2 separate regions of the Homo sapiens genome follow, and region 2 is linked to region 1. The links are chromatin contacts, found by Hi-C or POLR2A ChIA-PET in ENCODE. All regions are on one chromosome and are shown on one strand. The core of a region is the stretch at or near the end of the contact, and the rest is flanking DNA. Distances in the headings are between cores, read along the strand shown.

The links. Hi-C counts contacts between places; a loop is a spot of excess contacts on that map. ChIA-PET counts read pairs that join two places held with the same protein, here RNA polymerase II (POLR2A). Pooled maps may share reads with other maps.
Region 2: a loop to region 1 is called in a pooled map, with 1.8 times the contacts of the local background. The contact joins the enhancer-like site here to the promoter of TPRA1 in region 1. A Hi-C loop is called at or near these places in 2 of 168 maps with a recorded cell type or tissue (MCF 10A and PC-9) and 4 of 50 pooled maps. POLR2A ChIA-PET finds 5 or more read pairs at or near these places in 4 of 52 experiments (AG04449, MCF 10A, PC-9 and 1 more).

The regions. Positions count from the first base shown.
Region 1 is chr3:127,587,487-127,595,013 of GRCh38, forward strand. TPRA1 (transmembrane protein adipocyte associated 1) reads right to left here and starts at 3,247. Exons shown (of 11, transcript NM_001136053.4): 1 at 2,924-3,247. RefSeq lists enhancers at 1,512-2,189, 2,190-2,866 and silencers at 2,600-3,069, 3,570-3,899.
Region 2 is chr3:127,951,490-127,959,016 of GRCh38, forward strand. The region is part of intron 4 of KBTBD12 (kelch repeat and BTB domain containing 12); the gene reads left to right. Among named protein-coding and RNA genes, the nearest start is that of KBTBD12, 40 kb to the left of the region's middle. Within about 2 kb of position 3,249, at least 7 of the 41 ENCODE cell types and tissues checked have a DNase peak (open chromatin) inside an H3K27ac peak, as active enhancers do.

The DNA of each region.
Region 1 (7,527 bases), core at 1,997-4,496:
GAGTCAACAAGACGGGGCTGCACTGCTGGTTCTGCCACGTGCTTGCTGTGTGACCTGGGGTGAGTCACTCCCCCTCCAAGTATCATGGGGACAACATCTGCCTAATAAGGGTGCCGTAAGGATCAAACAAAACCAGGGATGTAAACATCTACAAAAGTGACACATGTACAAAGGTGGTTGCTGCTTTTCTTTTTTTTTTTTTTTTTTTGAGACAGAGTCTTGCTCTGTCGTCCAGGCTGGAGTGCAGTGGCGCGATGTCGGCTCACTGCAACCTCCACCTCCCGGGTTCAAGCAATTCTCCCACCTCAGCCTCCCAAGTTGCTGGGATTACCAGAGAAGAGACTGAAGGGCAAGGAGGGAAAGGAATTGGTTCCCAGGTCCATGGACCTCTTGTGAAGCCCCCATTGCTGTGGGGTCTGAGGAAACACAGAGGAGGTGTCAGCTGCTCTGCCTGCCCCCACTCCCCTGCCAACAACGTAGTAACCTCTGTGCCTAACCTCTGAGCCCTGGCCTCCAACCCTGGGAGGGAGGTACTTATGTTATCCGCATTGTGCACGTGGAGCTCAGAGGGGCAGCCACTTGCCAGGCCAGCAATCCAGGCTGTCTGTCTCCAGAGCCCAGGCCCCCAGTCAACAACTTGCCAGGTGCCCCTCTCCAGGCCTCGGCTTCTCCACCTGTGGGTCAAGAGCACCAGGCTTGTTCTAGAGCTATCTTCTCAGACCTGATGTGGGAAATACCCTGGTGTTGTTAACATGCAGATGCTGCTCCCAAGGGCAGGGGTAGGGCTGAACAGTCTGTGTTTCCCACAGGCTCCCAGGTGGTGCCCCTGCTGCTGCTACTTGATCCAGCAACCACACTGGGGTTATGGGGCTGCTGGCCATACCAGGATTGCCATTACGTATCAAAGCTTAGGAAATAACTGAAGCACTGACTTTTTTTTTTTTTTTTTTTTGAGACAGAGTCTCGCTTTGTCACCTAGGCTGGAGTGCAATGGTGCGATCTTGGGTCACTGCAACCTCCGCCTCCTGGATTCAAGCGATTCTCCCGCCTCAGCCTCCTGAGTAGCTGGGATTACAGGTGTGCACCACCACACCCGGCTAATTTTTGTATTTTTAGTAGAAATGGGGTTTCACCATGTTGGCCAAGCTGGTCTCAAACTCCTGACCTCAGATGATCCACCCACTTCAGCCTCCCAAAGTGCTACGATTACAGGCATGAGCCACTGCGCCTGGCCCGCACTGACTTTTAGTTAATAGGATGCACACTTCCTATGTGCAGACATGGTGCTCAGTGCTTTACACGTGGTGACACACTTAACAATGGCATCGCCTTCTAAGGGAGAGAGGACAATTACTGTCCCCTTATACAGAGGAGAGGAGAGGCAGAGAAGGGGTCAGTCCTCAGCCTTCTCTACTTAGTTCTCTTAGACTGATGCTCCCAAGCACTGACAAAGAAGTGGGAGGGGTTGGTCAGCTCACGATAGGGGCCTAAGGGTGGTGAGAAGGGGTGGTGAGAAGGGGTGGAGCCCAGGGGTGATTCTCAGAGGAGGAATTCCTGCGGTGCAGAGCACCCTGGGCAACCCCAGGCCTCCCAGGAACAGGGAAACTGGGACAGACTGTTTCTTCCACCTGGGAGGAGTCTCCCAGACTCACAACATTCCAGGGGCCTCTGCCTCCCTCCCTCCCACCCAGTTGAGGGACAGGATGCTGGCTAGGCTCAGGTCATGGTCACGCAATGCAGGACCCGCTGAGAACGACTGGGTAAGGCCTTCTCTCTCCTCTCTGGGACTCAGCTTTCCCTGCTCTCTCATCTGTGCAACAGGATTGACCAAACCCCACCCACAGCTACCGGATAGGAAACCCTGGGGAGAGGGGCCCTCAGTGCTTCCCACACCGACGGGTTGTTGAGCTTACAAACCCTAGGGCCTAAGGGTGGTGAGAAGGGGTGGAGCCCAGGGGTGACAAGGTGGGGAAGGCTCCATAGGGCAGAGGCCAAGTAAGTTACTTTGCTCTCCCCTGTTGTCCTTCGGCCTTGGGGCTGGCAGGCGTGTGGTCCCTGTCCTAAGCCGGAGACCCCAGTAAGATGGGGAGGCCTGGGCCCAATCTGACCTGCACCTTGCCCTCCCTGCTTGCCTTCCACCTGCTGAGCTGGTCCGTTCCTCAGGGCCTTTGGGCTGGCTCTCCCCCAGCTCTCTCCTGACACCTCCTCTGAGAAGCCTTCCCTTCTCAGCTGTCTCCAGCGCCCGAGCCGCGTCTGGGTATTTACTACTCTCTATCCCGGGAGTGCTCAGGACTCGGTCCCCTAGAACAAGGCCTGGCACGACACGAGCCCTCAACAGGTTGTTATGACGGGAACAACTGAATCTCCAGCACCGCCAAGCCCCGCTGGGGACTGGACGACCCTGCGGCCCCTCCTCACTGCAGAGAAGAGGGCAAAGCCAGCCCCCACCTGCATTCCCCGAGTCCAGAGGGAGCGGAGGCTTCGACATGGCCCCCTCACGGGGCAGCAAAGCCCCGAACCGGCGGCAGGCTTGGCTCAGGAGCACCTCGGCCGCTGCGGGCAGCCACCGTGGGGCTGGAGCCCGTGCCGCCACCCCGCGCCGGACCGGGTCGCCGAGGTCCGGATCTCCACCCGCACTGCCTCCAGCCGGGGCCGAGCCCGACGCCGCTACGTGCGGCTCCCTCCCGGGCCTCGCGTGCCCCCGCGCCCCGAGCGACTCCCGACTGCCCGGCACCCCTCCCGTGGGTTCCCACATCCAGGGCCTTCCCTCCCAAACGCCGCCTTGGCCGTCCGAGCTGCGCCCGAGCGGAAATGGGCCGCTCGCGGAGCAAGGAGGGGAACGGCGGCTGGGCTTCCCGCCGGGGCGAGGGACGGGGCTCCCCCTCTAGCTGCGGCAGGAGACGGGGAGAAGGCCCCTCCTTACCTGACAGCCCGGGCCGCGCTCAGGACCGGCCGCCCCGGCCGCCCCGGCCGCCCATCCGCCGCCACTGGGTGTGCGCGGATCCAGCACAGGCCGCGGGACTCCGGCCTCCAGCGCCAGACCAGGCGGCCTGGGCCGGGAAGCGTCGCGCAAGGACCGGGCGCGACCGGCTCCGTGGAATGAGGGCTAGGCAGGAAAGGCGAGGCGGGGTCAGCTCGCCGGGCCGCGGGTCTCGCGGACACCCTGCAGCCCTTCCCGACAGCGGCGACCGGGAAAGCAAGACCGTCTTTTTCGTCCAGCCCAAATTGCGAAAACGGCCACAGTCCCACAAGTCCCAGAGTCCCAGAGTCCCTGTTATCACTCAGGCCCGCCCTCTAACCTCCAGCAGCCTATAGGAATAAGTCATCACTGGGGGAAAAAAAAAAAAAAGTGGGAGAGACCAATCAAATTCCCAAGAGGCGGAGCAGCCCGCTGACCTCTTAAAGAGACAGCACAGAGGAGGTGCAGAGACAAGACGCTGCTTCACGGAAGAGAGAGGCCTGCGTTTCTCACTCGGAAAGCGGGCGGAATCGAAGACTGGAAAGCTGAGGACGCGCCACCTCTCGCCCTACGCGCCTTCCAGCTGGCAGCAGTTGTCAGTGGACCAGCTGGCGGCAGCCGCGCTCCACCTCCCGGCCTGGGCCGCGGCCGGACCGTCGGGGCGGAGCCTCCGGGGACCGCCCCCTCGCGTGCGGGCGCTTCGGGCGCCCTGCAGGGGTGACCTGGGGTCAGCTTGGGGGAAGGCGTGTCGGGGACCCTCCCCGGCGCCACGCGCTCCAGCCGCGCCACGCCGCAGGGCCGCCGCCTCCCAGCGCCCTGCTCCACGCGGCGCCGCCATGCCTCGGGCACTCCTCTTAGCAACCCTGCTAGGCAGTCATTATAGTCACCTTTTACAGGGCCACCTGAGGCTTGGAGAGGTCAAATAACTTGACCAAAGCCGCGCAATGAGGAAGCGACACAGCCAGGACGCCTCTCCCCAACTCTAACTTCCACAGTTCTTCACGCCTGTTCCTCTGGAAAGCCCTCCCTGATTGCGCCTGTCTTATCCCCTGGCATCGATGCTGCATTCACCATACTCAAGCCATGCGGGTCTCTGTTTCTGTCCCTCGGCTGTTCCAAGCTTGTTCCTGCTCCTGGCTCTACACCTGTTCCCCCGCAGAGCTGGCTCCTTGCCACATCATGTCCTCTAGAGGGTTTTGTGGACACCCTCGCTGGAGCGGCTGTCCAGTCTCATTTCCTTCCGAGCATCTTAATTCTCACCTGATTGTTTTCATTTACCTGCCTCCCCGTCCAGTCTCCCCACCCTATTATAGAATTCCAGCGTCATGAGGATGGAGCCAAGAGAGCCAAGCTGCAGGATGTCCCCTGCAGCATCCTGAGGCTGACTCAGAGCCTCGTGCAGATTGTAGGCACTCAGTTATTACAGGCACCCCAAGACTCACACCTTGCGACAGCACCGCTGGGCTGGAATGAGATTGGGTCCCATTCTTCTCCTTGCTCCTGTCCTAAAAACACAGGGAGATTGGGGAAGAAACCACCTTGTGATCCTCTGGGACTTTCCCAGCCTGGACCACACCCAAATGTGCATACCTAAGTTTAGGCTTCTATATTCGCCAGAGAGGCTGGGCAATGCCGGCCTGCGTAATCACGAATGACCACAGCCACAATGAGCCGTGGGGAATCCAGTGGCTCCTCAAGTTCCTCCCAGAAAGTTATACACATCACTCTCACGCACATTCAATTGGCCACCGCTTCTAGCCTCCAGAGGGCAGGAAACTGCCACCCTACCATGTGCCAGGAAGTAGAAGTCATGGGACATGTGTGACCAGGCCTAATAACTACCCTCTGTAAGGTTCTTGTATCGGTTCGAACCCTGCGAGCGCGCCGACACACAACACGAGGCGGTGTGGAGCAACATGCTGTTTTTTTTTTTTTTTTTTTTTTTTTTTTTGAGACGGAGTCTCGCTCTGTCGCCCAGGTCGGACTGCGGACTGCAGTGGCGCAATCTCGGCTCACTGCAAGCTCCGCTTCCCGGGTTCACGCCATTCTCCTGCCTCAGCCTCCCGAGTAGCTGGGACTACAGGCGCCCGCCACCGCGCCCGGCTAATTTTTTGTATTTTTAGTAGAGACGGGGTTTCACCTTGTTAGCCAGGATGGTCTCGATCTCCTGACCTCATGATCCACCCGCCTCGGCCTCCCAAAGTGCTGGGATTACAGGCGTGAGCCACCGCGCCCGGCCGCAACATGCTGTTTTAATGAGCGCCTGGGTGCAGGTGGGCTGAGGCCTAAAATGGCATCAGCCCCAAGTGAGGACGCGGCAAAGGTTTTATAGTCTCCTGTAAACAGGAAGTGTCCTAGTCTGACGTAACTGCTACGTTGTACCCGGATGGACTCTTTCTCGATCTTCACGGGTACATGTCTTCCCACCACGGTAGGTGTCTTCCAGCCAGCTCTTGTCCTGCTTCTGCTATCTTGCTGGCACAAGTAGCCTTGCACCTTGGAACTGGGCCTGAGAAGGGAGGAGTTATTCATCTTAAGCTTTCAGGCCCCAGGAAGAATCTTAAACCCTCTATTTTTATTTTTCTGCCTTTTGAGACTTGGAGAATTCTGCATTTTCTTCTCTTGAGTTTTGAACCCCATATCTAAGTTTCTGTGGGATTTTGTTGTATTTGTGAAATAACCAAAGGTATCTGCCTTTGAGAGCTGAGGCAGTGGCTAATTCACTGCAGTATCCACTACACACAGGACAGAGCGTGGCATCTGCAACATTAAATGAATAGTAGCTTAATAAACAGATCTGACTCTCAGGTTCTTCATCACCCTACAGCAGGCTCAGGGGTGGCCACGGCTGACAGTAGGAGATGCTGCTACAGAACTGGGCTCCCTGATAGCCATGGGGATGACAGCAATCCCCAGATAACAGACGCCAGATGGTAGTGCTTAGGCGTGAGAAGCAAAGTGGGTGCAACTGTCATAGGACCATCAAGATCAAGCTCAATATATCACTGGGATAGACATCCTGTGTAGTAAACAAAATGCCTGCACTGGTTCCTTGGTCTATGGGGTGAGAGTGATGGTAGTAAAAGTCAAGTGAAAGCCTCTGAGACCCCACTATCACCACCACCCACCCCGGCCAAGAGAGCAAGCACATAAACAACATCACACACCAGAGAAAATGGCGGAGACTGGTGCCACCCTTGAAGACCAAAGACGTGTGGAGGGTATCCCCCACCATGTACCTATTTAATTCATCAGTCTGACCTTATAAAAATAAACAGAGTGGCAATGGACTATTGCAGATTCAGCCAAGTGGTAGCCCTGACCACAGGTGCTGTGCAGGTGCATTGCTAGCACAGACAGATCAGCACGGCCCCCGCTTCTCAGGGGCCATCTGATCACCACACTTTTTCATCCCTATCAGGGACCATTTGCACTCATAGGAACGGCCAACAATACACACATATGGTCTTGCCCCAGGCCAATGATACCTTTCCCATCCTTTGTCATCACAGTCTGAAGGAGACTGGGCCATCTGAACGTCTTGCAGAACACTGCACTGGTTCATGGTGTCAATGACAATGTGCTAATCAGGATGGATGAGCAGGAGGTGACAAGTACATGGAAAACTTGATGAGACATATGTGCTCCAGCGGGCAGAAGATTAAACCCTATGAAGAATTAGGGGCTTGCCACATCAGTGAGGTTTGTAGGGGTCTGGTGGTGTGGGGCACACCAGAACATCCCCCTGCACACTCCATCACAGAAGAGCAAGCACAATGCTTAGAGGCCTCTTTGGGTTCTGGAGGTAGCAGATTCCACACCTGGGAGTGCTGCTCTGACCCACATATCTCTGGGTCACATGACATCAAAGGCTGTCCCTCAGGCTATGGGACCCACAGACCCCATGATACTAGAGGCATACATGGTGGGAAGATATGCTGTGTGAAGCTTACAGCAAGCTCTGGTGGGAAAAACCACAAAGTAGACCCCCTAGGGTTCTGGAGCAAGACCAGGTCATCTATAGTAGAGAACTAGACACCATTCACAAAGCAGCTCTGCCAGGCTACTGGACCCTGGTAGAGATGACTAGGGGACATCAAGTGACCATGAGGCCAGAGCTGCCCCTCATGAACTGGGTTCTGTCAGGCCCTCTAATATGTAAATTCAGGTGGGTGGGCCTAGCAGCAATCCACTGAGACTGTAAGCAATCCGTTGTACATCCACATCACCTACCACTGCCACAGCAGCTCCTCTGCCTCAGTTCACAACTACGCCAATGGGCAGTTCTTACGGAGGAAAAAGGCTGCGCTTGATCACAGCTGAGCTGGCTCAATACATGGGTCAGATGTAGTACCTGGATGTGCAGCGGTCGCATGGAGCCCTTGAGGATGAAAGCCACAGGCTACAGATGGTGGAACCAGAATGGGGAGGAGACTTGTCCTCGGCGATGTCCTGAAGCAGCTGCCCCAGCGCTGGATGCCTACTGACCTGGGAAGAGCAAACCCCAAGGTGATGTGTCCTGGAGCAAGTCCAGCATGACTGTTGGCTGGGGTCCCAGCTCCTCACTC
Region 2 (7,527 bases), core at 1,999-4,498, 360 kb after region 1:
TCCACAGTGTGAGGCTGTCTCTGACTGGTTGATTCCAGAGTCATGGTCACTGAAGCAAGTTGTCATTGATTGATTAATCAGGATGAAAACCACTTCTGATGTTGACTTGTCATGGCTCGGGAACAATTAGTCTTTTCTCAGGAGCATGGGACTTTTCTGTATCCCACCCCTCCCTTTCTCATCTTCAAGCAGCAAGACAGACCATCAGGGATTGTCCCAATATTCATCACCATTGTTAATTTTGTCTTTAAATTATTCGTTGAAACATTTCTTAGGACAGTGGCTCTGTAGATTTAAGACTCTGGATAAACACATCAGACTGTGCAACAAAGTATAACAAAGGTATTGCAAGAAGGGATTAGAGGGCAGTATAAAGGCATGATCTAGATTTTCCAAGGTCTGACATACTCTTAAGTAGATAAGCTACCTTGACTGTTTGAGTTCTCAGTAGTATAAACACTGTCTTCCTGGCTTTGTTGGAAAATGAAAGATTCTATATAGTTACATTTTCCCAAGAATTCATGCCAGTACCTTTAAGTGGCTAAATCTGATTACATTTTTAACAAGGAAAAAAGTATCCCAAGTTATCACACTCTTCTTTGCCTTGTGAAAGAGTTCTTTGAAGGAAAATAATATTTTTTTGAAGAAGTACTAAATTCTAGGTGATTTCATATATTGTCTCAATTCTCACAATATCCTACAAAAGTAAATTCTTTATTTTTATTACACAAATATTGTGACTAAATCCAGGGTTCAAACACGGATCTGTCCAATTTTAAAGTTAAAATAACTTTTTAAAATATCTCAGTCATTAAGAGCATCAAAAATTGTGCTTCTCTATATGTGAGTGATGTCCATTGGCCATTGAGTAATGTACTACTGTATTTGCTCCCTAAACTAGAAGGCCACAAATTACAGGGTTTCATGGGTTTTTTTCCTCTCCTTCCCACTGCTGTTGGTTACCATTTCTTTTCTTGTTGCTCTCTCCCTGTTATGTTACCAGATTGTACATACAAGATTATGCATCAATCATACATATAAATAGATTTTACATACAAGACTATATATGCAGGCAATTGTACATATGTTTAGATTACACATACAGTTAGGCCATTAGACCTTGTGTCATTAACAATGTCTCCAGTTTTTTCAGAATAAAATTCAAGGTCTTTTATCACAGCACCAATACTCAGACACTTGTTTTACATTGCTCAGGGTTTTCACTTGTGCTCTGGGCACTAGCAATCGTCTGACTTCCTGTTAAATGAGGAGTTACTGTAACAGGCAGCATCTAACCACCACAGGGAAAGATTTAGGCAAGCAGGATAATCGGAATCATTTGGTTAATGGCCCTTGCCTTTACCTTATTACATTTTTTATAAATTTTCTGAGTAAATCTCATGTGTACAAAGGTTTCCCAGGTGTATTCTTTAACAGAAATAAGCCACAGAAAGGAAAGGTCCTTCTGCAGACCAATCTTATCTCTGCAACTTAATAGCACCATGTGATTTTGAGCAAGTTGCTGAATTTTGCTAAATCTGTTTTCTTTATTCATAAAATAAGGATGATAATAATACATTATTAACTCATGCAGTTGTTGCAAAGCTTAAGAGAGTATTATGCCAAATGCTGAACACTGTGCTTGGCATATGAGAAGTGCTCAATAGATGAGAGTTATAACAATCATTATTGCTTATAGTAAGTGGCAAAGAGTCCACTGTGCTTTAGTGTCCTAATAATGTTCAGCCCGTCATCTTATTGTTAATGCCCTGCCAGGCCCAAATGAGGAGGCATACTGAGATGAGGTCATTCTGTCCTCATGCGTTGGGAGTCAAAGGACTGAGTCTTTCTACTTTCTTCATTTCCTCCTATTGTAAACATGCGCTAATGACATACTTACTGCACATTCACACAGCCTGCTTTTCTGTATGGAGCCAGGTACACATTTTCATGTAAGGAACTCTTTGAAAATATTGTCCAGAATGTACTCTTCTAATAGGAATTAAAGATGAAAACATTGTATTACCGGACATTGTGGCTAGCACTGACCCTGGAGGTTTGCTTTGAGTTGTAAAGATTTTAGAATATGGACTTCAGTTAAAACCTATGCTGAATTTTTCTCGTGTAAATGTTTGTCTTTAAAAAGTGTGTTGTCACAGATACCATGAATAATTTGAATTTAGATGAAAACAGCTTCTGGAATTATGGCAAACTAGCCAAGGGGCATATTAGTCATATACTGGATAGTTTTTCCTGGAAATCTATAAATTGCCTTCTTAACATAAAAATAAAGGAATAGATATGGCCAGATTGCTCAAGTGACTCCATTGCTCATGTGGTTACATGTGCATTTTGTCAGCTTTGCCACACTGTAATTGGCTCTTCTGTTGGATAACTTCCTAGAAAGCCTAAAATAATTTAGTCTATATAAGTCTTATGAGTCAATGATACCCTAAGTGGAAACACAGGTATTTAAAACCAGCCAGCTTTCCTTTTGACTTTTTTTTCCTGAGGCCCTTCTCAGGAACGTAACTATTTTTGTTAGGAAGTGCAGAAAGGAGTGGTCTGTTGTTTAATGACAGAACCACTGACATGCAGGAGGAGACCAAAGGGAAGGTGCCTTAGTTCTAAGGAAAAATCTTTTGTCATTTGTACAGTGAAAGCTCATTATAAGAGCTAGTTAAGCTTCTTTAATCTAAAATACATCCTAATTGCCTAAAAAGGTAGTCCAGAAATTTTAGGTTAATATATCTTATTGCTGTAGAAAATATTAATGCCTTGTTTTCAAGGTTTTAAATCCATTTTATGAATAATAAAGTAGAAAATGAATCAAATACAGACTCCTATTAGTAAAATTTGGGGGAAGGTAGAACATTCTGGGTTCAACCTCACTGAAATCTCATTATGAGTCCTTGGTGAATGCTTCTGTTATAAAATACTGATTTAAATATGGTACCAGGGGCTGTCTCTTAGAAAAGAAGTTTGCATGTAAGATAAACTGGAAAGCATTTTAGATCTCATACTATTAGTTATGCTCTTGAATAAATTATGCTTCCTTCTGAAATGAAAATGTGTATTCATGAATATGCTTTGGATTTCCATCAAGTGTTCTTAAAATGTCAAATTGCGTTCAAAAGTTGCTTCAGCTTGATGGGTCAGGCAAAATCAAATATAGAAAGTGAGGCCAGAATCTATTTATGGAGGCAGTAGACCTTTCACACGTGGCCCCAGCCTGCCCCTGCAGCCTCAGCTCCTCCTGCCACTCCTCCACCCCACAAAGCCTAGCGCCAGCCACAGGGACTGGGGGTCACTTCCTGAACATGCTTTCCTCCTGTGCCTTTGTTTACCCTGTTCCCTTTGCGTGTAGGGCCTAACTCAACATCCTCAAAATCTGGCAAAAATCCCATCTCCTTGTAGTGGTTTATGTAATCCTTTGGTCAGAACGAAGAGCATGCTGCTTTGCCAGTCGCTGCCCTTGTCACACTATACTCAGACTGTCTAAGGCACAAGACGTTGTTTTACTCATCTCTGTGTGTCCTCTGAAAGCCAGCCCAGGGCCTGGCTTTACGTTATAGATGCTCAGTAAGTATTTGTTTACTGAATTGCATTTTCACATCTCTGTAACCTGTCCTATTCTTCTATCATGTAAAATGCCACAGAAATTATCAGAGTTTTACAGGTCTTATGGAGAATGTTTTGAAATAGGGACTTTTCATTTCCCTGTCTAGGGAGACAGTTAATGTTGAGTTTTCCCACATAGCTAATGTCCCAAACTATCAATGTTTTCTCCAGGAAACCATTTTGTGCCTCATTGGTTTACTGAAAACATAACAGCACTGTCCAAGTCTGACTCTCAGCTTGAATGCCATTAAAGAGTAATGAAGGGAAAAGTTACATAAAAGGTTCAAATTATTACAGTAACTGCATTTCAAAGATAATTTTAATGGTGAGTTAGTTTGTGAAATGAGAAGACCAAGCTTTATTGTGGTAAGATTTTACCCTTTTCTTTTGATAAAATTCTAAGCAATTTTTGAAAAGTGTAAGTCTCAAATTACCTAGGTTGCCTACTAAAACGGCAGATTCCTGGCCCTCACTATTGGCAGATTCAGAGTCAGTGAGTCTAAAATGAAACCTAGGAATCTGAATTGTAGGAAATATAGAGGCAATTCTGGCGTGAAAAAAATCACAGGATTGCACTTCGAAAAACACAGATGTTCTGAGGAAAGTGGAAAGGTAATATCATATTAATGGACATATTATATGCTCAAAATATTTGCTAAGCATATGTTACATAAGCCAGGCCCTGGGCTGGCTTTTAGAAGAGATACAGATGAATAAGGCAATATCTCTTCCTCTAAACAGCATCATTGTGTACTTGAATATTCTAGGAAGTTGGATAAAGTTACTTGCTCAAAGTGTCCTGGCACTGATAAGCCAGAATAGGCTGTCAGTTATGTTCTGCTCTAATTGCAAGAGTGTTCTGGGCTTAGATATACATTTCATACATTCATGATGAACAAGGAAAGAAATGCTTTACCATGGCCAAAGAAGTCAGACAAGATATTCCTCATGCCTCCTTGTTCTGAAAAAAGACTTGGATTTAGAGATTCAGTAGCTCTGAGCTGGAGTGAATGGCTCATTATGTTTTTGCTATAAGTATCTATAAAATATATTTCCAGTTAATCATATGAGGGGTTTTAAACCTTTATTATCTGGCACCCTCAACAAATAACTCAGAAATAAGTACTCTAAAAGACCAAAGTTTACCTGTGGCTCCCAAATTGCAACTTAGCTATAGTAATTTTTATCATTGATATCCCACAAGTTCACAGGGAGTTAGCATTCTATATATTATTGTGACAGTGAGTTAAAAATTACACTTTATTCCATCAGTGTGTAATTATAATCCTGTATTATATATGTTTTCATATTTGTCCTTTATTTCCCAGCAGACTCTGAGTGTCTTATGGACAAAAAAAAAAAAAAATCCTCAAACTTGTTATTCTATGACACCCAGTACAAACATGAGTGGGTATCCAAAATATACTTTTAGATTGCTTAAATTAACTACAAGTTTAAAATGTGTTTGATTCTGAAATTAGAATGTTTAGAAGCTTCTACAGTGTGAAAGCCCCACAGGACAGTACTCATGTTACTGCGCGTGGATGAGAAATATCCTAGGAGAATGCTGTCTCAGGCTCTGATCTACTAGTGTGTGTCTGCAGGAAAGCTTAATGTTACAGAGGCAAAGAGTTGTACAACTATACAATCTGTGCTTTGCTTTTATGAAAAAGAGGTAAATTGTTAAAGAAAAAGAAAACATGCCAATAACAAGGATTTAAGAAAGCAAATCTTAGGCATGTCTTTGTGCAGCTTAATGTGTAGAACTGTCTATATCCATGGCATATTATAAACAGCAGATCATTTTGTTACTCCTGAATCCTTAAGAAAATGTTCCACTATATTTGGTATCTTCAGTTCACTAAGGCAGAGAAGAACGTAATACATATTTTAAAACAGTATAAAGAGTTGAAATGGAAAATTTTTGTGCTTTAAAGAGGAAAATATCGATTACCAAAAAACTGTCATTTGGAGTAATATGTACTATCTTTCTTCCTTTATCCTAACTCATACATGTGATCAATATTTTTATCACTCCCTTCCTCTGCCATTTCTTGGGTAAATATGGAAATGAGCACAAACTATCATTTTCTGTAAATCATTTCACTTAGACACAAGATAAATATGCCAAAGACTTATTATAATATTTTTTCTTTAATATTTATTTCACAAATACTGTCAAGCATCCTTTAGAAGATATTGTGCTTAGCACCTCAGGGAAGATAAAGATGTAGACCTTGCCTTCAAGGACTTATAAAATTTTGTGTCTCTTTCATTTCTAAGCTGTGGAATAGGTTTGACTAATAGCTCTTTGCAGGACCACTTCATAGAAGTACTAGTATTAGGCAGGCCAATCTGGGGGAAAAGATGAGCCCAACAACAGACAGCAGTCATTTTTCTCAGGATCTGAGATTAGATTCCTATATTCTTAAGAAGATGACTTTTATAATCAGCCAACTTTTAGCTCTTTGGATTTAGGACTTGCCATATTCTGAAAAGCCAGTTATCACTTTCTGTTTTGACCGCTCCCCCAACCGCCACCAAAAAAAAAAGTATAAGAAAAAAAGATACCTAGGACATGAGTAAGGAGCTGACCCACCCATGCATTCTGTTCAGTGTTTGTGTCTTCACTGTCCGTACCCAGTGTAGAAAGTGTTGGGGATACAGATGTGATTAGACATCTGCCCTCAAGGGACTTACAGTCTCATCTAACAAGGCAACATATAGGGAGATAAATTAGAGCAATGTATTTTCATAGGAACCTTGATTTCTGTTCAGGACAGTGGAAGCCTAAAAAGAGGGAATGGCCAATTCTGTGTAGAGACATGAAAGGCTTTGTGAGAGGTTGAAGGTGGAGCTGAGCCTTGAAAGAGGAGTAGGGGTTTGCCAAGTTGAGGAGGAGAAGAGGCCATTCTAGGCGGAGAGATCAGCCCAAGCCTAGGCCTAGAGACAAACAGCCTCCCTTATTTGGAGAATGGTTGAGTGTTCTGGTGCCTCAGGGGCAGGGGCGGTGCAGGAGGGAGAAGGGCAGACCAGGCATGTGAGGAGTTAGGAGCAGCTGGGTCACCAAGACTTGGTGTCTGTAGGGGAGGGGATGGGTATGGGAGGCACTGAGGAGGTACAGTCAGCAGAGTCGGTGACTGCTGAGAGGAGGGCTGTGGTGACATTCATCTGCAGCTGGCACCTCTAGCCTGCTGTGGCATCTATGGGCCATCCCCTAAGCTCACTCCCACCCACCACGTCCAGGCTCTCCACTCTGTGCTCTCCCCTTACTGGCCCAGGCTTTAGACCTGCTGGGACCCCTGCAGGACAGACTGGTGGTAAGATGGAGAAGAGACAAGGAAAAGATGGGCCCAGGGTTTGAAAGGCCCAGACTCGACTGAAAATCCACTAAGACCCAGTGCTGGGTTGACACAAAAGCCCGGGTATCACTCAGGATCAGATGGGACAGCATTGTGTAATTGCAGCTTATTTGGCACTCAGGGCCCAGCTCCAGAACGTTCTATTAAACCAGCTATATGTCCACTCGGAAGTTATCAGATAATTCCAACACTTGATTTTTCCCTCCAAAATGAAGCAAAATCAAGCTGTAACAAATGGAACTTGGTCTTCCCCTTGAAGCTCTTTTATTTGATTTTCATAGTCATCTGTGTGGGGTAGCAAACAAAAAGCAGACAGATGATTGTGTTTTCCTGGCCTGGCAAGAAAAAGCTGGTCAAGGGCTATGAAGGCCAGCAGATAGAGAGAATGGAGAATGGCCACAGTACATGGGGGCCCAGCAGCCCTGTTCTGTGAGCCCAGGCACCCTATTGATGAGCACTGCACAGTATCAACCAGAATCCGGTAGAAGGCAGGTAAGCAGCTGTCAGCCTTGTACTGAAGGGCTTCATTCTGAAAATACCCAAG